Linked DNA regions of Mus musculus: all the other regions are linked to region 2. Evidence: chromatin loops called from intact Hi-C (ENCODE). Cell type or tissue: heart. All regions are shown on one strand. Each heading gives the region's core, and the rest is flanking DNA. Links, peaks and the distances in the headings are about the cores only.

Region 1 (6,180 bases), core at 1,181-6,180, 200 kb before region 2:
AACTCTTGGCTTAAAATGACCAAAGATGAGAGTCAAACTGCCAAATGGCCACAGAGCTCTTAGCCCCAGCTGACCCTGGGAGACTGACACTGCACACAAGGCTTGCTCTTTCCTCAGTCTGACCAGCCAACCAGGAACTGCTTTCTATCCTAAACTACCCACCACCTTGCGTCCAGCAAGGACCCATTTCTGAGATGGTTTGGGACACCAGAGTTCATGTGTGTTCCTGCCTGCCCTAGCTTAGAACCCTGCTCCTCTGTGGAGGTTGGTCCAACAGTGTTGTCCTCGAACTGCCTGTCTGTTCTACAAGGGAAGACTTTTCATGCCCTGACAGCAAGGACACCTCAAAATCCACATTGCTCAGGGGCTGGACCAGGCCAGCAGGTGAGTCTTGTCTTCAAAAGCACTGGGTGCAGGAAAGAGTCCAGTCCATGGGCCATGGCAACACATCCGCCCAGGGGGCTGGCTTGTTGTTCAGTGAAGAAATCACAACCATTTGGAAGTTTAAACATAGCCTTTCCAAAACCACTGAGCTCAGCTCCTGGTGGCTGCATGGTGCTGGCACAGACCCAGTCCCTGTGCCTCAGCAATGGGCTGGGGGCAGGGCAGGGGTGGGCTGGGGGCAGGGCAGTGGCAGGGAATTTTTTTTTTTTTTTTTTGCATGACCTCTTAAGTTTTATCAACCTCTGTCATCTCTACTTCATCTTGAATAGAAGAGGAGGAAATTATACAAGTCCAAAAGGGCTTGCAAGCTCTGAATCTAGTGGTGACGGTAGGGCGCAGTGGGAGGGACCCCCTTTCTCTTCTACCCCTGCCTGGGAACTCCAGGACCAGGAAGGATCTGCCGCAGCGGTGACTTGGAATTGCTGTGTGGCCTGGCCCATCTGAGAGCCTGTTCAGACAGCAGTCGGAGCCAGCAAGCCTATAGGACTTTCCAAACAGGGCTGCACTTTTCCTGCCTTTTTTGGGTAGTTAGGGCTCTTTGTTTAAAACACACAAGATTCTGTCTTGCTAGGGTGTCCTAGGGCAAGACGCCATATTCCTTAAGTTGCTGTTAGTCTCCGCCCTTCTACCTCCCCACATGCCACCACCAAGAAAGGCTGGGACACAGAACAGTATACAAGAGTTTATTTAATGATATCTGGATTTAGTTCTATCATGTAGGGCCCACGTTACAAGTTCCGTCTGGGTCCATTACAACTCTAACAACAAAAAAACTTTAAAAAAAAAAAGAAAGAAAAAGAAAGAAAATCCACAACTTTCTCCATGTCATTAAATATATTCATATATAATAACCATAATATATTAGTATGCATTGGAAAGGAACACTGGCCCAAACAATATGTCATGGTCACAACTAAACATTTACAATTCTGTGTGAGCAGAATCGGTGACACAGGAGGGAGGCCGGGGGGGTGTACCCAGATCAGGGAAAGGGGAAGGAAGTCCGCTGACACAAGAGGTGAGGCTGGCTTAGTTTTTGGCAGGGGCAAGGCCCCACAAAGACAATTTTGATACCCCTGGGGTATGGCATGGCTCTGGTCCACAGGAATATCTGTCTGTGAACCACGGCCCATTAGTGAGCCTATCTTGCCCACTCTCTAGGTTTCCTGGATGGAGTCCTTCAAGTGTTGAGACCCTAAAGGAACCATTCCCCAGGTCAGTCCTGAAGGGTCTCCTCATTTCAGTCTTGTTCCAGCTCAGGGGCAATTCTAAGACAGCCTGTACCCACTGCCTGTATGTAACCACTGAGGCAGAGTTCTAGAAAGTCCCTAAGGCCCTCGGAGAGGCCACCCCAGCCTCCCTAGGCTTTGCCCTTGGCATCTGACCCTCCCTCCCATCTGAAGGAGCCGGATGGTCCTGCCTCCTGCCCTGCTTTCTGGGACAGAAGCTCTGGCCAGAAACCACAGCTCACAGCTGTACCTAGGAGCATGTCATCACCTTCACCACATACCTTTGTGCCACTGTGTGTCAGCAAAGGAGGCATTCTGGTGACAGGGGACCAGACTACCCAAATGGTAAGCAAAGGGACAGCTGGGAAATCTTGACTGGTAAGTGACTAACCTGGTATGGTTTTCTTCAAAGACCTACATATCACAACTCTGTTAATACACTCTCAAACTCAAAAACCTACTTCCATTTTGCACCCCTTCCTAACTGTACAAAGAGGATGTCTTCTTCCCCCTTTCCATCTCCTCCCTAGGGTGGGTAGGAGACAGCTGCCTCCCTAAGGCTGGCTCTCAGGCAGAGGAGAGGTGGGCTGGATTCTGGTCCACAGAGGTGGTGGCTGTGACAAACCCTGCTCCCTCAGCAATGACCTTATCCACAACTTGGCTCATTTTGGCTATTTAATGTAGCCCCCATTGAGCAGGCCACAGAGGGCAGGGCAGGAGGCCTTGGTAGATTTCTAACAAGACGTCTCTGTTGCTTAGCAGGGGCGTGGGGGAAGTCTAGTTAAGAGACTTCGCTGGATACCAGGTGAGACTGGACTCCAGGGTTCAAGGGTGGAAGCTGGCCAGAGCATTAGACATGCTGGTACAGAAATGAGACCCCTGCTGTACAGCTGGATGTTATTTGCTACAGATGGTACCCAACAAACCATACTGGCTCTCCTGGATAGTGGACCTTGCCCTCAATCTCAAGCTTGGACCAGGGAAGCCACCTGACCCTTGCCAGGGTAGGTCTGTGTGCTCATGCCAGCCTCCCTCTGAAGCCTTAGTCTTCCTCCGGCTAGGGAAGCAGCTAAGCCACCTCTCCAGGCCCTCTCAGATGGCCATGCCTGTCTTCCTGGATCTTGCGGCTTTCCACTAGGGAGTCCATTCCTCATTCCCCGCCACTCCCGATGCCTCCTCAGGAGGTGTTGCTGGGTCTGTCCCAGACCATACTCCAGGCTCATATCCTCAGAGTTCTCTAGAGACAAGCTGCCTGGGTCTCAGTGGTAACCACTATCCCACCCAACCCTCGCCTACTGTGGGAGTGTCAAGAGGGCTAACTGCTGATGTGCAACTGTGGTGAGGTCAGAGTCTGAGTACCGGTGCTGGTGTGACCTTGGGCACGTGGACATGTCTTTTTACTGGTGAACACGAAGACAAGAGTGAATCCCTGCCTCGCAGGTTTGTGGTGAAAACAGGCCAGGAGCATATGGGTAAAGTGCCTGGCACCAAGAGGGTGCTCAGTAAGTGGCAGTGGTGATGTGGGCAGAAGTGGAGAAGCAGAGGGAGCCGTGTCACTGAGGGGCTGAGCTTCATCCCTCATATGGCCCTTCAGGGCAGCCAAGTGGGCAGGAGAAATGAAACCAATTTCCTGACTGAGAGGGCCAGGCCTCTCATCCAGTGTGCGGGGCGCGAGGCTAGAGGCCCGAGTACAGGGAGGCAGGGAAAGGCTAAAGGGGCCTGGGAAGCAACCAGAAGGGAAGCTTGGAGCTGCCTGCGTGAGGACATTAAGTCTCTAAGAGAAAAGAGAGCTAGGCATACAGGAGGGCCTGGGGACCTCCACAAAGAAGGCAGCCAGAAAGGAATAGACCAGACTGCCCAGGCTAGACCAAGACAGCTGGGAGCTAGAGTGGGTTTCTTAACCAAGGAGTCTATGTCCCTTTTCTGGGGAGCCAGCAGTGAGGGCGGCAGCAGGAAGCAGTCACAGAATGCTTGGACCCCAAGAACCTGACCATTCCTGGCCTTGCCCTCCAGCTTGGACGCCAGGCACCTTGCTGAGCAGCGACCCTACCCTGACTCAGGCAAGCCCCTTCCCCCAAGCCTGGTTCAAACTGCCTAGACAGCCGCTGGCATTCCAGACTTAACCAGGCCCTCTCCAGCTGTTGACATTGCTGTGAGGCCTTGTGGGAGCTGATGTCATTACACAAATAGTGTCACTGCCCTAAACCCCCGCCAGTACCCCTCCCCCTCCCCTGGAAAATGTCATAAAAAGGGCTGTTTCCAAGTTTCCAGCAAGGAAACTCTCTGGGAGGTTTTGGTTTGCAATGCCTCCTTCCACAGGCAGCTCCAGCAGAGGCAGTGACCACCCGGCTTGACTTCAGGGTCCTTAGGCCCTAGGCCCTCTGATGGGCCAGGAGCCTGGGCCAGCCCCACTGGAGTAGAGCAGGCCCCAGGAGAACTCTCCCCTCCCTACAGATGGTGAACTCCACCCAGGAGACCAGCCCAGCAGGTGGCAGTGGAGACCAAAGCTGGCTGATCCCAGTGTCATCGGGCCCTCTAACATAGGGACCTGTTGTCAGAGTCTGGAGTCCTGTGGGAATTCCTAGACAGCGGGTGATGGAGAAAGGAGGGGGGCGTGACTAGTGTCTGGTGGTGGATTGGTTGCCCCTGCCCAGGCTGCAGGCCCAAAAATTCACAGTTCTTACATCCCCCTTCAATAACCATCAAACACAGCGACTGTAGACCACTGTGCCATTCTGTTCCCGCCTCTCAGGACCTCCCTAACCCCTCCACGGCGACCCCCACCTAGCCCTAGGGAAGCGCATCTCTGTTCTGGAAGGAGCGCCGTGAGGTAGCTATGTCTTGTCCTCATTTCTCCAGGGCCTGGCCTGTCAATACAGGGTGCTTTCTGCCATGCGCATAAGAGCGCAGCCAGGGGTGTGAGGGTGGGGCTGGGGCGGAGCCGCTGAGGGCCCCGCCCCACTTCGACTTCGCCCCGCCCCCACCCTCCCAAAAAAACCCCTGACGGCCAAGTCCAAGGCTGCCAGCCTTTGCCAGCGCCCTGCCCGCCCTCCTGGAGCCCGCGCCACCTCCGCGCTAGGCCTTCTTGCACTTGCCCTTCTTCTCCCGTTGCTGGAACTTGCGCAGCCGCCGTGCCCATGTGTCCCGCCACTGGATCACCAGGCTGCTCTTGTCTGCCACGATGCCACTCTGGTCAGGTGAGTCCTCGGCATTACCCAACAGCAAGTACTTCTTGAGGGGCTTGATTTTGGGACACTTGCAGGCGATGTCTCGTGAGCGGATCCACAAACTCTGGTCACCACGGCGAATACGACTTGTGCCCTGCTTGTACACGGAGATGATGTTCACGGTGAACTTCCACCAGTCCCCTGCTTTGTCGGCCTTCAGGATGTGGATCTGGACAGCTGTGAGGAAGCAAACAAGTGGTGTGGGCCATGGCTGGGAAGTGCAGCCAGGTGCCCAGGTCCTGGGATGGGATGGGCCCGACCTGCACGATGTCCTACAAGAACCTGGAGTGGGATCTGGAAAGTGACTGCAAAGGGCTCCCCACGGGCAATGGGTGAGCTAAGCTCATCCCAGAACCTGAGCTAATACCTGGGCCAAAGCCCCTATCCCAAGAAGTGTTGCTCCTGCCTTTGTTGAAGGTGCCCCCCGCCCAACACTGCCTCTTGGAACATGTTGAGATCCATAAGGGAGACTCCAGGGAAGCGGGGTAGATGGATTAAGCATGCCCCTAGCTCTCTAGATAGTCTGCTTGCCCCTGAGGGCAGGTGGCTTTGATGACAGCAGGGCTGACTCCTCTGGAAATGAGGAGCACCTCACATGCCTAGACTTCCAAAGGCTCCAGCCACTTCACCCCAAGCCTTAGGATGGCACCTGTCCCCCAAAATCATCCTGACTTCAATGAAATTGAAACAGCCCATCAGGGAATTTTAGTACGCAGCATCAAGAGAGTCTGCCACTCACATGGCCAGAGTGCTTTTCCAGGGTCAGCCAGGGTCCTCAAAAATACTCCCTGCCAGGCTGCTAGCTCCCTTGGAGCCTCTCAGGTTCAGCACTGTCCCACTCCCTCCCCCCACCCCCAGTCTTCTTCTACAGGGGTTCTCAAACCAGACTGCGCCAGAGGTCCCTGGAGAGCTTCTGCAAATGGTGCGGTGCTGACTCCACCCACCCTTGAGCTTCTGACTCACCAGAACTGGGTAAAGTCCCCAGTTCACATGCTCTCCCCAGGAGTGCTGCTGCTACTGGGGGAAGACACTGGAGAGGAGCGGCAGATATGTGAAAAGATGTCCCTACTGAAGGCACTTTAAAGTAGAAGGGCATGCTTATGAGGGAGAGGCTAGGAGGTGGCTCAGTCAAGGAAGCATTTGCCAGACCATGAGTTTAGAACTCATGAGCAAAGCAGGACTCGTAACTACAATCCCAGCACTGGGCCATGAAGACGGCAGATCCTTGGTGCTTGGCATGTTCTCAGTTCAATGACAGACAGTCTTCTTTCTCCCAACAA
Region 2 (7,904 bases), core at 1,214-6,213:
TGATATAGCCTTCCAACATACCTAACTTCCTCTTCCATATCAACTAAAATATCTTACTAAGGGCATGAGAAAAAGCCACACACAGTGAAAGCTTATGTAAGTGCCTGGGCATAAGAACACAAGATATCATAATAGAGTGGGTAAATACTTTCATCTGTGTGTGGGATGACCAGGGAGACCACAGTAACAATGACTGGTAGAGATGTGATCTAAACCCCTTGAGTAGCATTGCCATAAGCAATATGATTTTTCAAAGTGGCCACAGTGTTTGGTCAAATAAAAATAAATGTGTATTCTAAGACAAGGTAAGGTTGACCTTTGCCTACCAATGATTTTTTTCTTTTTTATCTCCATGATGTTTAGTGTAGTATTTAGAAAGATACAGGAAAATAGCTCTGTTGTGCATGACTGTCCTACATACCATGGACTGTAGGAACCTGGCACTTACTGTCCCTGGCTACTAAATAGACATGGTGACCCCTACTCTCAATACTGTGGCAGCCAAAATCACTTCCCCACAAATTTCCAATTGAACAATGGGCTCTCGGTTGGGCACTAGCACTTCAGGCTCCAAATTGCTCGGGCGTTCCTAGCAAGGTTGGCATTTGCTCTACTCGGAGCAGAACTTGTAAATGGCATTTAGTTTCTTTCTAGCCTTCACAAACACACTTGTTTGGGGCTAGAGTTGGCACTCAAAGAGGGTTCCAGAAGAAGGAGGACCTCTTTCTCTGAATGTATTCCCTCGTGTTTGCCCTTTGTCCAGGAAGGGAGACCCAAAGGAGGCTGGCCTTTCTTGTCAATCTTACCCACAGTCTGGTGGCCTCCTGGAGGCTTTTTAGCAAAACCCAGCTGAGAAGTAAATCAGCACAGACATAATCCTGATTTTAGCAACTAGAGCCAGGGCCCTGGCCTGGGAGAATTACCTGCGTTCTACCTGCGCGGTATGTCAATCACAAGCCATTCTTGCCGTGTCTTTTCAGGAGTGAACCTAGTGAGCCCAGAGCTCCTCCGGACAAGGCTCTGACATGCTGGCTGGCAGGCATGGGCTTGTTCATAGAGCTCAGTTCACTGTATTCAACTCCACCTGCATCGAGGCATTTTCCGGTTTGTACATCTGGCCCTTCCTTTCTCATGCAGTTGTGGCATATCCCTGCCCACCCCCTCCCTCAACCTGTGGCTTGTTTGTCTTGCAAGGCAGGTATGACATGGCCTGATCCCCTCGCTGGTATTCCTGGAATTTAACTGTGCTAGAAGACGAAGACTGGAGTGTCTCCCATCCTCCTCACCACGCATTCCATCACGTTGGCCAGTTGACATCCCTGGGCCATCTGGTCACCCAGAGCAAGGAGTCAGATGTGTTCAAGAATTCTCTCCTAGACCCTCTGATCTATAAAAGGGCAGCCAAGGGACCAGAGTCCATCAACAAGTGAAGGGATTGGAAAACTGTGACCGTGACTCTCCAGACTCCCCATCGCTGCCATTCAAGCCTCAGCTTCAGATGTTTCCCGCCCTGGCATCCACCCACATGCACTAGCCGTTTGGAAGCCTGCGTGGTTTATTTAGTGTGCAGACATTTATGGACTCCTTTGGCATGTCAGCCTTCAAGGACACGGAACTGGGCAGACACAGCTGTGGACTCATCAGGCTCTAAGCTTAGTGGGGAAGACAAATATTTAATAAACAACAGCATATGTGTCTGTGTGACCGCTATGCAGATAAGCAATACAAGTTAAGAGATGAGGCTGGAGAGATAGCTCAACAGTAGAAGGCACTTGATACTCATGTACAGGACTGGGATTCTGTTCCCAGCACCCACATGGTGACTCACAACCTCCTATACCTCCAGTTTCAGGGGACTGAATGGCCTCTTCTGGCCTCTGTGACCACCAGGCACACAAATGGTATGCATACATACACAGGGGGCACTCATACATACATAGAAGATAAAAGTAAATATAAACCTTAAAAAAAAGATGTACAGAGACTCTAGGGGCTGAGACTCTGGGCACAACTGGAGAATAGATACTTATGTTGAAACTTGAGGTTGGGGAAGGTATTAGTCAGGTAGGAGAGTAGAGGTTTTCCTTGGCAGGGACAGGGCAGGTAAAGGCTATGACCCTGGGGCAGCCTGGGGTGGTCAAGAAGCCAGTGTAGCAGTTAGCACATATTGATCACTGGCTATGTGTCCAGCCTGTTCTAAGAGCTAGAGTAGTACAGTGCTTCTAATGTCTCATTTCAGAAATGAGAAAACTGAGTCAAAAGGGGATCAAGTCACCCTGAAGTCACAATGCTACAAAGCATCAGAGTCACCATTTGGATACAGGGCATCTGACTTCAGGCCTAGATGCTCAGCCCTCTGGCAGAGCTCCTCCACAAAGATAGGAAGTCACCAGTGTCAATGGTAACACCATGTTAGGTGAATGTAAAAAGACAAAGTCACTCTCCCGCCATACCTGTAGAGCCTGGAAGGACAGCAGTGGGCTCAAAAAGGTGTTTTCTTTGTCAGCTGTGATGGATGCGGTTGTTGTGCCCGTGATGGGACCAGGGCTTGATGCATACTGGGTAAATAGCCTTCCACTGAGCTACGTCCTGAGCCAGAGAACAGTCTCTTTAAGAAAGAGAAAGAGGCTAACTTCTCAGAGTCATGAGAGAGGAAGCACGAGGGCAAGAATGGTGTCAGCATTGTCTCATTGTCTTAAACCGTGCTGACAGTTGTCAGCGGCGGGCAGCTCCTCATTGGTACTTCCTGTAGGCTGGGCCGTCTTTGGAGTGCACTGTGTTCTTTGAGTCATGTCAATATAACAACTTCATAAGGTCAGGGCTGCCCCTCTCTCCACTTCAGACATAGAGGTTCCACGACTTGCTGATGTTGCATTAAGGAGGTGGCAAGGCTGGGTTTCTTAACAGAGCTTGTCTAGGCTCTGCTTTTGTGGAGGCTGCTGAAACACAGCCCCATGGCTCTCACCTGATAGGGAAGCGCTGCCCCCCCCCCCAGGCTTAGGGGTGTGGTTATGGCCACCCTATCACACTGCCTCTCAAGTGCTTTCAAAGCTGCACGTAGGAGGGGAAATGGCGATGGAGGAACTGACCTGGGCTCACTCTGCATTTGGGGATGAAGAGCACTACTGCTGTGCTCAGCCCCAGGTGGGAATTATTCCCAGCCCCCCTTTGAGAGGACTCTACATAGAGTTCAGCCGCTCTGACTGTCACATCCACACATTCAAGGTGGAAGCGACTCGCCCACCATTGACCCTGGTGACATGTTCCCAAACATAGTGGAAAGAACTTTCCAGAAGGCTAGTGGCCCTCCTCAGATTTCATCAGAGGTCACCCTCTGAGACTTGGCTGTCCATCAAACCATCAAAGATGTGGGACACAGCTTCGGCTCAGAACCAGAATCTTGTGTGTTCTTTTGTTTTCTGGTTAGCCCAGCGGGCTGAAAGTCAGACCTGTTAGTACAGCAAAGTTGAATCTTCCACTCTTAAGAGCACAGTGTGCATGGACAAGCCTGGAGGTAGGTGGAAGGGAAGAGATGGCCTGGGAAGGCCTGGAGGTTGGGTTAAGGGAAGAGATGGTGGCCTGGAGCTGTGACAGCTGAGGTCAGTCAGACACTCCTCTTTCTACAACACTAGCACCCTCTAGTGGGGGCTGTCTCTATTTACACTGCAGGTTTCTGTGCCTTACTTAGGTGATATTTTCACTCAGCTCCAATTGAAATGTTTTGTTTGGTTTTTTTCAAGGCAGGGTTTTTCTGTGTAGATCTGGCTGTCCGGGACATTGCTCTGTAGATCAGGCTAGTCTTGAACTCAGAGATGTGCCTGCCTCTGCCTCCCGAGTGCACAACTAGATCTGGCCTCTCCAACTGAAATTTAACACGTCCTTGAATGATTATTATGGTAATTATTATTCATTAGACAAAAACACTACTTGTGATTTTTTTGCCCCCCCCCCCAGTAAGTCAGCATATTTTAAAGAAATATCGTATAACATTGGTTGGAAACAACAGGAAGTGTCATGTATATCTGTTACTACTGGCTACCAGAGATGTCATTCCAGCATGTAATTAAATACGTTAATAAAGAAGTGTACTGTGTGTGATGGCTGTAATCCCAGTACTCGGTTTCCCGAGCTTGAGGCCAGTTGAGGAATTCAGGCCAGCGAAGATCAGGGAGAGTGAAAGTTGGAGCTCACCACCACTCCTTGCCTTAGTCTGAAGTTCTGTTGTCTGTGGTTCTCCACATCCTGCTGGCTATGAGCAGGACAGTGGTGGGACTCCTCCCAGTGCTAATGAAGGTTGACATCAGGACTATCGGGGCTCCTCACTGATCACCTAGTTAGCACGGGGGAGGCTGGGGGTGGCTGAGTCTACTCTACAAAGGTGAAAGGCTTCCAGCTTTAGGATGAGCCAAGGTCTCTGCAAGTCCTGAAAGCCAGGCCACACCCTGCTGACCAATTCTCTTTCCAACCCCTGCCCTCAGTTGAGGCTCACCAGGAGTCTTGAGCCATCATGCTTTTTTTTAACTGACACATTTAACTTTCTAATTCATGACGTATCTTACATATCCTAAACGGTTAAGTAGCTGTTGTACCTATGTTCTCCACATTTGAAGTCACTTCACAATAGTGTCTTCTTTGTCCCCTTTCGTTTTCCAAAGCGGGGTTTCTCTGTGTAATAGAACCCTGGCTGTCCTGAGCTTGCTTAAGTGGACCAGGCTGGCCTTGAACTCACAGGGATCCTGCCTCTGCCTCTCAAATATTGGAATTAAAGATGTGTGCCACTAAAGCCTGCCATGGGGGCCATTCTTACTCAAACCACCACACTATCTGAGGGACTCCTTCCAAACACAATGCAATAAGCAGTGGAAGCTTCTGTTGCAACAACTCAAAACAACTGGTTAAGTCACAATAATTAGTGTGTGTGTGTGTGTGTGTGTGTGTGTGTGTGTGTGTGTGTATACATGTGTTGCTAGGGATTAAACCCTGTGCGTATACTAGGCAAATGCTCTATGCCTGAGCTACGTGCCCAGCAAGGTCTCACAGCAGAGGTGTTCCTAGTCTGCCCCACATCCCTCATTCTTGAATGGACGGAGGTGATGATCACCCCTTATGTTAAATGTCTCTGAGAAGAGGACAAACCCTCACTAAGGGAAAACAAATTGACTTCCATCTCCAAGGCTCTTGGATGCACTATCTGGGATACAATAAGAAAATATGGCACGTGTAGGGAGAGGAACGCATCACCAACAGTGAAGAAAAAGGGGCAGACAGCAGTGGGAGCCTTGCAGTGATCCAAAGTTTGGAATAAATAGATAAGAACTTTAAAATGGAGGTAGTAGGTATGTTGAATGGGACAACAAGGAAAGGCAAATGGGTAAGATTCCAGTGGAGAACTTGATGTTAACAATAATCAAGCAGGCATCTTAGAACAAAAATTATATTTGGAGATAAGAACTCATATTGTTGACAGCGTAAAGCAGGACTGGCGGGACCCAAGCGAGGCTTCTGTGCGCACAAACCAAAAGGAGATTCTCTTACACAAGTCAGTGAGTTCACCATGCATGAAATTCTCGAAGGATTAATACAAGTATTACTTTTAATGATTTATTTATTTTATGTATATGAGTATATCATTGCTTTCTTCAGACACACCGGAAGAGGGCATCAGACCCCATAGCAGATGGTTGTAAAGACAAACCCTCACACACACATCCATAGCACCATGTGGTTGCTGGGAATTGAACTCAGGACCTCTGGAAGAGCAGTCACTGCTCTTAATCACTGTGCCATCTCTCCAGCCTAATACAAGTATTATATTTTAAAAATAAGTTAGTTCAGTAGAGCTTCAGGATAGAAAGGCAATATTCAGATAGGTATGTTACACACACACACCTAGAACACTTAATCCCAGCACGCTAGAGGCAGAGGCGGAGGCGGAGGCGGAGGCGGAGGCGGAGGCGGAGGCGGAGGCGGAGGCAGAGGCAGGTGATCTCTGTAAATTCAAACTTAACTTGGTCTACAGAACAAGTTCCAGATTAGCCAGGGCTGTGTAGTGGAACCTGTCTCAAAGCAACAGCAAAATAAATGACAAAGAAGATGGATGGTTCCTGAGGGAAAATACCTGCGATTGACCTCTGACCTCTACCTTCAGTCCCATACGTGTGCACACTCACATATGCACCCACACAAACACACACACACACACACGCATGAACACACATCCTCATAAACACACACCCATGAACACATACATTCATGAACACACACACATGAACACATACATCCATGAACACATACATCCATGAACACACACACACATGAATACATACATCCATGAACACACACACACACACACATGAGCACATACATCCATGAACACACACACACATGAGCACATACATCCATGAACACACACACATAAACATACACATCCATGAACATACACATGAGCACACACACACATACAGAGATTTACAAAAGAAAAATATGGAGAGATGGCTCAGTGGTGAAGAACACTTGCTGTCCTCTCAGAGGACCAGGGCTCACGGCACCCACATCAGGCAGCTCCTACCCACTTACAACTTAGCCAGGGCGTCTGACAGCCTCACTCTGTGAGCACCCTGCACATGTACACATTTTAAAAATTAGTAAATCTCTTAAAAAAAGAAAAATAAGAAGAATTCTCAAAACTCTGTATGACTACATTCACATATACTCCTGGATTAGAAAAATATCTAAAGAGACATTTAACTAAAGTATACAAATGGCAAATAAACATATGAATAGATAAACAGTAGTCATTGGGAAAGTGTGAACTAAACTCATAATTACATGACATACATACATAGTGGAGTGGATTTTAAAACTTTAAAATTGATTTTTTTTTTTTAGATTGTATGTTTTGTTTTTTAAAACAGGTTCTCACTTTATGGCTCTGGCTGTCCTGGTCCTCACTATGTAGACCAAGCTGGCCTTGAACTCAGAGAGATCCGCCTGCTTCAGTTAGAACTAAAGGCATATGCTCAGCTCTTTTTAAAATTATTTATTTTTATGTATGGATATTTTTGCTTGCATGTATGTCAGTGCACCCCTTGCATGTAGAGCCTGTATAAGACAGAAGAGGGCATCGGATTCTCTGGTACTGGAGTTATGAACCAGGGATCATTTCCCAGCACTTCATGGTGGCTCACAATATTTCTGACTCTAGTTCCTAGAAATCTGACCCATCTTTGACATGCAGACATACATGCAGACATACATGCAGGTAAAACACCCACACACATAAAAATATTTCTATAAGACACATTGGCAAATTAGTTCTGAACAAGTTTAGATTTGTTTATCTGGTGGTGCCTTGTGTCTTGAAATACCCAGGAACGTCCCTGCAGTCTTCATTTACAGCTCGCTGGACTCTGTCTTGGGACTGTATTTATTGTTGTTCCGTTTTTGACACAGGGACTCACCGCAGCCCTGTAGGCTTGGGCAGACCACACACAACAATGCTTCTGCCTTCTTAGCCTTTTGAGAGCTGAGAGCACAGGCATAAAACACCTGCCCAGTTCAGTATTAAGTCTCTGATTTTTAAAATTAGTTTTCTGTATTTATTTATAATCACTGGTTTAAACTTTCTTTTATGGTATTGGAGACAGAATCCAAGGCCTCGTGTACAATACTCCAGTACTCTACCACTGAGACAAAGCCATGTTCATTTAACATCTGTCTAGTTAGTACAACATTCCAGCTACTGGATTGCCTCAGACAATTTACACTGACGTTCATTTTCCACAGAAAAGGCATCTTATCCTATTTCTTAGAGTGTCTCATAACAGAACTTCCCTCGCCCCCAATATGGTCTTCTATAGCCCAGCCTGGCTTCTCACTCCCTATGTAACCAAGGATAACCTTAA
Region 3 (6,180 bases), core at 1,181-6,180, 400 kb before region 2:
CTTTCCTTTTAAAAAACTTAGGTATTTTTTTCATCCATTGTTTTTCCCCTTGGGAAAATTGGCACACACCCACTTTTTCTACTCCTCCTTTTCCCACTCATTTTCCTTTCTTCCTTTTCTCCGTGTTCCTCTTTGACCTCTTTCCAAAGTCTCAAGTAGCCCAGGTTGGTCTTAACAACCACAGATAACCATGAATCCCTCACCCACCTGCCTCTTCCTCCCAAGCCCTGGGTTACCCATGCATGTTGCTGGGTTACAAGTGTGTTGCTGGGTTACCCATGTGTGTTGCCAGGCCTGGTTCTTTTACTCTGCTCTTGGCTTTAAAATCAAAGAGATGTTTTCAATGTGTCTTTCTAATAGTTTCCACATAGGTTGCCACTTAACTTTTTAAAATGTGCTTTTTTAGCTGATATGCCAAACTTCAGATTTTGCATGTTAATGGGATACCATGTCATATTTTATAGTTCTTTGTTTCCTGTCATCTTTTCTCTCTTTCCTTCCCTCCCTCCTTGCAGGGAAATGACTTTCCTTTCCTTTTTATTTTGGGGGCAGTTGAGTGGGGCTCTCACTGTACAGCCCAACTGAGCTGGATCCTGTGATCCTCCTGCCTCTACCTCAGCAGTCCTGAGATTAGAGAAGGACTCCCACACTTGGCTCTCTACTTGGATTTAAAATAATGATCCGCCAGGCGTGGTGGCGCACGCCTTTAATCCCAGCACTTGGGAGGCAGAGGCAGGCAGATTTCTGAGTTTGAGGCCAGCCTGGTCTATAAAGTGAGTTCCAGGACAGCCAGGGCTATACAGAGAAACCCTGTCTCGAAAAACCAAAAAAAAAAAAAAAAAAAAGATCCATGCTTATGCTCATGTACGGTGCCAACATATATCGCCTCTCCTTTCCCAGATGCCATGCTCCTAAAGTCACCACTTGTAATGTTGGCATTTTCTTGATCATACTTACTGTTATTTATACTTGTAAGTATGTTGCTATAAATATATCATTCTGAAAACAGACTTATATGTACATGTCTCTATAATTTATTTTTTTATTTAAGTTTGGACATTCCTCCAAGTCAGTAGGTTTAACACATTCTTTGCAACAGTGAGTGCTTTGCAGTTATAAGTCTGCAGTCATTCTTGTAGCCACTGTCCATAATGGTGTTGGATTGTTTTGTTTTGTTTTGTTTTTTTGTTTGTTTTCTCTATTTACATAGCTAAGGCAAATTCCATGTGCACTGTGGCCTCTGTTTCTGTAAGAGAGGGCCTCCAGGATATGTGTGTTGGAAATTTAAAGAACTGCCATGTAAATTTCTTAAAATTTGTAAGGCTGGCCAGCAGTATGTGGGAGGGCTCATTTCCCAACCTGCTAGCCATCAGTGGGTGTCGCAGAACTTGGTAGGTTTTGTTAATCTACGGATGGAAAAATAAAGTCTCTTTTGCATTTTAGTACTTGGTATTATAACAGCACAGTGATGATTTGGGGCATGGAAAATAAAGATCTCTGCAGCTGTATGTATCAATTTTAAATTGCAAAAACCATTTGGGAATTGAAAAGGAGAAAAATTGCAGTCTGTCAACAAGGGGGAGTAAGAAAGAAGAGTTACTGTGCGTGCTATATTTTAGCTCATTGTCTTTTTTTTTTAATACGCTGAGTACTTTCCACGTTTTGCTCTTTTTCTTCTGTATGTGTGTGCACATATGGAGGTCATGGGTTGACACCTGGTGGCTTCTTCAACTCCTGTCCACCTTAGTTTGTGAGACAGGATCTCTCATTGAACCTGGATCTCAGTGGTTCTGTTAGAATGGCTGTCCAGCGATCCCAGGGAGCCTCCTGCCTCACCCCCACCCCGCCCCTGGAGATTATAGGCATGCACTGCAATACCCTATGGTTTTATGGTTTTGTTTTTTTGTTTGCTTTAACATGGGTGCTGGGGATTGAAGTAAGATCCTCGTGTTTGTGTGACAAGTGCTTTACCAACTGAGCCATCTCCTCAGCCTCCCAAGTTCAACTTTTTAATAAATGAAGGTTAAGAAATTAAAATTTAGGTAGATAGCTAGGTAGATTAGATTAGATAGATCAATCCATTGATTGATCTCATTTTACCTCCACAGTCTGCAGAGGCAGCAAAGAAGGATCACCCTCTGGGTTATAGAGGAGGATGGGTTCCTGGGTCAGAGCTGACCCAGTGCTGGAGGAGAACCAGCATCCTTTGCTCTGGCGTTTGTCTCTGGTCTCTCTTGATCTTGGTTCGTACCACTGTTGCCTGTAGCGGGTGTGGTTTGTTTGTTTGTTTGTTTTCCCCCCACTGGCTTCAAGTGCTGTGTCTTGCCGTTTGCTCTTTCTAGCCTGTGGACAGGAATACCCTATAGCAGCAGATGGCCAATGCAGCAATGTGTGAAGGAGCAATGATTGAATATTACAAAACCTGGGTTTGAGTTTTAACTCCCATTTTGTTTCCTGTAAAATAAAGATAACCACAACTCTGCAGCCTGTGAAACTGGAATGTGGTGGGTCCGTGGCAAGGCCCTCTGTGAACCAGAAAGCACCCAGTAATCCGTGCTTGCTCCCACTGATCTTGGCAGAAGAGAAGACAATGCACACCACGTAAAGAGGTCTTTCTGCCTTTAATAGAATGACCAGAGAACACAGTAGTGGATGATGGCATAAAGAATTGTATGGCACGGGCCATAAACGCAGTGTAAGCAATTAAGAGGAAGAGAAGCGGATGTGGGGGGGACAGGCTGAGAAGGTGTTGGAAGGCTTAAGACTCTCGTGGTCCTGCCGGGCGGTGGTGGCGCACGCCTTTAATCCCAGCACTTGGGAGGCAGAGGCAGGTGGATTTCTGAGTTTGAGGCCAGCCTGGTCTACAAAGTGAGTTCCAGGATAGCCAGGGCTATACAGAGAAACCCTGTCTCAAACAAACAAACAAACAAACAAACAAACAACCCCACCACCACCAAAAAGACTCACATGATCCTGAGAGAAGGAGTATTGTTGGCATACCATGCACCTCAGTCTGCTGTGAACTTTTTAATGTATTTTTTAAAGTCAGTGTCTCCCTCTCTACTCCAGGCTGGCTCAGCACTGACTGTGCACTCCACAGACTTGCAGGATCCTGTCTCAGTCCCTGAGTGCTGGGATATAGGCGCATGCCGCCCTGCCCACCTTACTCTGTGCTTTCCTGGAGTCTACTGCCCCGGGAGCAGTACTTTTCATGCCAGTCTGCAGACTGGTGTCCAGCTGGCTGCATAAAAGTTTCCCGATGAAGCCTTACACATTTTTGGGTTCTGTCCCCGAGGCAAAAGGGTACCACTGTTAAAAGTATGGGCCACCATCTCACTAATTTATGTTTTAGGTGTGAGTTGGCAGAGCCAGTGCAATAAAAATTGAATTGTTTAGGTTGAAGTGATGGCTAGGTAGGTGGTCCCTGGCTCTGTGTGTATTGGTTGTATATACATTACCACTGGACACCCTTAATTAGTCTTTTAGTGGCATATTTGCATTTTTATACACCGGTTGCCAAACAGATTTGTACCACTGCTGCTTGCCAGACAGTGATTTTTGTGAAACTCCACATAGCACGCTTGTTTCCAGAGCAGTGCTAGTAGCACTGTTAATGGAGCATTTTAGCATCACTTTATAAAGTAATGGAGTGGAAACAAGCATGCTGAATACGGGGGGGGGGGGGGAAGGGGGGAATGTTGAGGCCGAGTTGGCCGAGTTAGACATGTGACATTTCTAAGTGCAAAATACGAATTGTTTGTTCATCATCTCTTCTGGACCCTCTCTGGGTATGCCATGAAACTGTTGGCTTGTAAAGAACCAAGTGAACAGAGCACAGAGGGCAGTGTCCAGAGGTGTGGCTCCTCATTGTGGGTGAGCACCTTGGTCACTATTGCACACTTTACCGTGTTTACAAGCATACATTGTGTATTAATAAAGTACAGAGTTACAATTGTCATTGGCCAGTTACTGTAGCTGAATTTCCCCCACTGACCAGCAGAGAGCGCTCAGTCACCGAGAGGCTGGTAATGTGATTGGCCCTCCCAGAATGGAAGGTTTGGATTTTGTGCCAGCCACTCCTTGCCTCTCTACTACGTTTAAGGTACCTGTGATGCTCCAATGCTTTAGCTAGAGAGCCCTTTCTGTCGGTGCTGATTCAGATGGCAGAGATAATCCTCCTCAGGGATAATACTCTGCTTCTGAAGCTGCAATATGTCCTCCGAAGCCTTCCAACAACCTGCGTAGCTCTTCTACCGTGAACTGTTTTGTTATGATCAAATGTGGAGCTTATTGCTAATATTTAAAAAGGCAACCAAGCTGGGCCGTGGTGGTACATGCCTTTCATCTCCACAATCCAGAGGCAGAGGCAGAGGCAGAGGCAGAGGCAGGTGAATTTCTGAGTTCGAGGCCAGCCTGGTCTACAGAGTGAGTTCCAGGACAGCCAGGGCTACACAGAGAAACCCTGTCTTGAAAAACCAAAAAAAAAAAAAAAAAAAGGGAGGGTTGCTGGAGAGGTGGCTCAGCGGTTAAGAGCACTGACTGCTTTTCCAGAGGTCCTGAGTTCAATTCCCAGCAACCACATGGTGACTCACAACCCATCTGTAATGAGATCGGATTTCCTCTTCTGATGTGTCCAAAGGCAGCAACAGTGTACTCATATACATTAAATAAATAAATAAATAAGTAAACCCTTTTTAGAAAGAAAGAGAAGGAAAAGAAGAAGAGCAACTGCTGGGATTTTGAAGAAAGAATAGGAAAGATTCCCGGGCTGATGAGGCTGATGATCTGGGAGGCGGCCACTGATGCCCTCATAGCCACAGGTCAGGATGTTACAACAGCAGTTATACTGGGGAGTTCTCAGTAGCTGGTATATTGAAGTTTGAAAAGTCATGAAACAAAACAAAACAAAACAAAACAACAGCCCTTTCTTAAATTGTGTCCGTTCCCCCAAGTCACCCAGCTGAGTTTGGCAAGGAGTTTGTCAGGAGAAAAAAAAAAAGGGGTTGACTTAAAATTGGGCAAACCAGTCAGAGGCATAGCTCAGTGGTGGGATGGGCCCCTAGCATGCACAGGGTTGGGCTTGATTCCCATCACTAAGGGAAAAAGGGAAAAAACTACAACCCCAAAACGAAATGAAACAAGACAAAACAGAACAACTAAAGATACTTGATTGCAGTAGGCTGGGGACACTGATGAAGTGTCCCTTGGTAGGTGATAGAGAAGGAGACATTTTCTGTGGATGAGTTGTTTATTCTGGACTTGAACTCAGCAGGCGTTGCTTATTGAAATTAACAATACAAATATCTTGGGAACCAATGTTGGGTTAGGCACTGTGCTGGGCACTTTTCATCCCTAGTGTATCCACCAGGTACTTAAGTCCTGTTCACTTCTCAGCCACTGGATCAGTGTCTGCTCAATGGAAGCTCTTCAGTTGTATGGATGTGTGTAGGTGGGCAGGCGGGCAGATGGACGGGAGGGTGGATGGACTACAGAGTATGAGACTGTGGCTTATCAGGCTGAAGGAAGTTATCCGCACGTCCGCTGATCCTGACCTCGAGTGAGTGGTGTTATTTGGGGTTTGTTTTTAGAAGCTGTGTTGAACTTTGAATGCTAATGAGAAATTTCCTTTTCCCTAACTTGAGTTTATTCTCCCAGCTCAGGCAGGCTTGGAAATGTTCACCCCGTTTATTCAGTCTGCTCCCTCAGACTGGTAGCCTTAAAGCAGTGTGCTGATCATCTGTTCCTCACAGGTCCCTGTTGTCATTTTCCTTCTCCTGACTTCCTTTGCCACCCACCTCAATTACCGCTCCCCCGCCTTGGCCTGCCTCCCCCCCCAGCCCCTGCCCCAGCCGCTTTTCAATGTAATCCAGTCTGCACGTTGTTGCCAGAGTGTGTCTCTGAAGAATTTATGTCAGAGAGTCCATTTCTGATTGAAATTTGAGTCTCTGTGCATCTTTATGTCCACGGAGCAAAACCGCATAAAACGTTTTGAAAAGAAAAAGGAATTAGCCCTTTCATACCATAAGGGCGTTTTCACATCTGTGGGCAAGGCCAGCTAGAAACCTTTGTTGATGCAACCCAGCTCTCTGACACCCTAGAAATAGCTTCGTTGCTCCTAACTGTAAACCTCCCTGTGGTCTGTGAATGCTCAAACACTGATATTTTTTTTTCCAGACAAAA

Evidence for each region. Hi-C counts contacts between places; a loop is a spot of excess contacts. Peaks named below come from ENCODE experiments on the same cell type or tissue, not always from the same donor. Only the 100,000 strongest peaks of a DNase experiment are listed, where the experiment ranks them.
Region 1: a loop joins it to region 2, with 7 times the contacts of the local background. A loop is called at or near these places in 22 of 42 quality-filtered maps.
Region 3: a loop joins it to region 2, with 6 times the contacts of the local background. A loop is called at or near these places in 38 of 42 quality-filtered maps.

What each region holds. Positions count from the first base shown.
Region 1 is chr11:68,208,258-68,214,437 of GRCm38, forward strand. Ntn1 (netrin 1) reads right to left here. Exons shown (of 7, transcript NM_008744.2): 7 at 1,107-5,077. The coding sequence ends at 4,749. Among named protein-coding and RNA genes, the nearest start is that of Mir6406, 9.5 kb to the right of the region's middle. In heart, for the core only: a CTCF peak has its summit at 4,160 (motif pointing right); DNase peaks (open chromatin) are centred at 3,834, 4,154, 4,824, 5,834 and 1 weaker place; H3K27ac peaks cover 1,757 bases.
Region 2 is chr11:68,404,728-68,412,631 of GRCm38, forward strand. It overlaps Gm31954 (a long non-coding RNA gene), which reads left to right. Exons shown (of 4, transcript XR_879961.3): 3 at 981-1,104; 4 at 1,199-1,847. Among named protein-coding and RNA genes, the nearest start is that of Gm31954, 9.3 kb to the left of the region's middle. In heart, for the core only: a CTCF peak has its summit at 3,644 (motif pointing left); a DNase peak (open chromatin) is centred at 3,614; H3K27me3 peaks cover 866 bases.
Region 3 is chr11:68,000,360-68,006,539 of GRCm38, forward strand. The region is part of intron 4 of Stx8 (syntaxin 8); the gene reads left to right. Among named protein-coding and RNA genes, the nearest start is that of Stx8, 37 kb to the left of the region's middle. In heart, for the core only: no CTCF peak of the experiment used is centred there; a DNase peak (open chromatin) is centred at 4,002.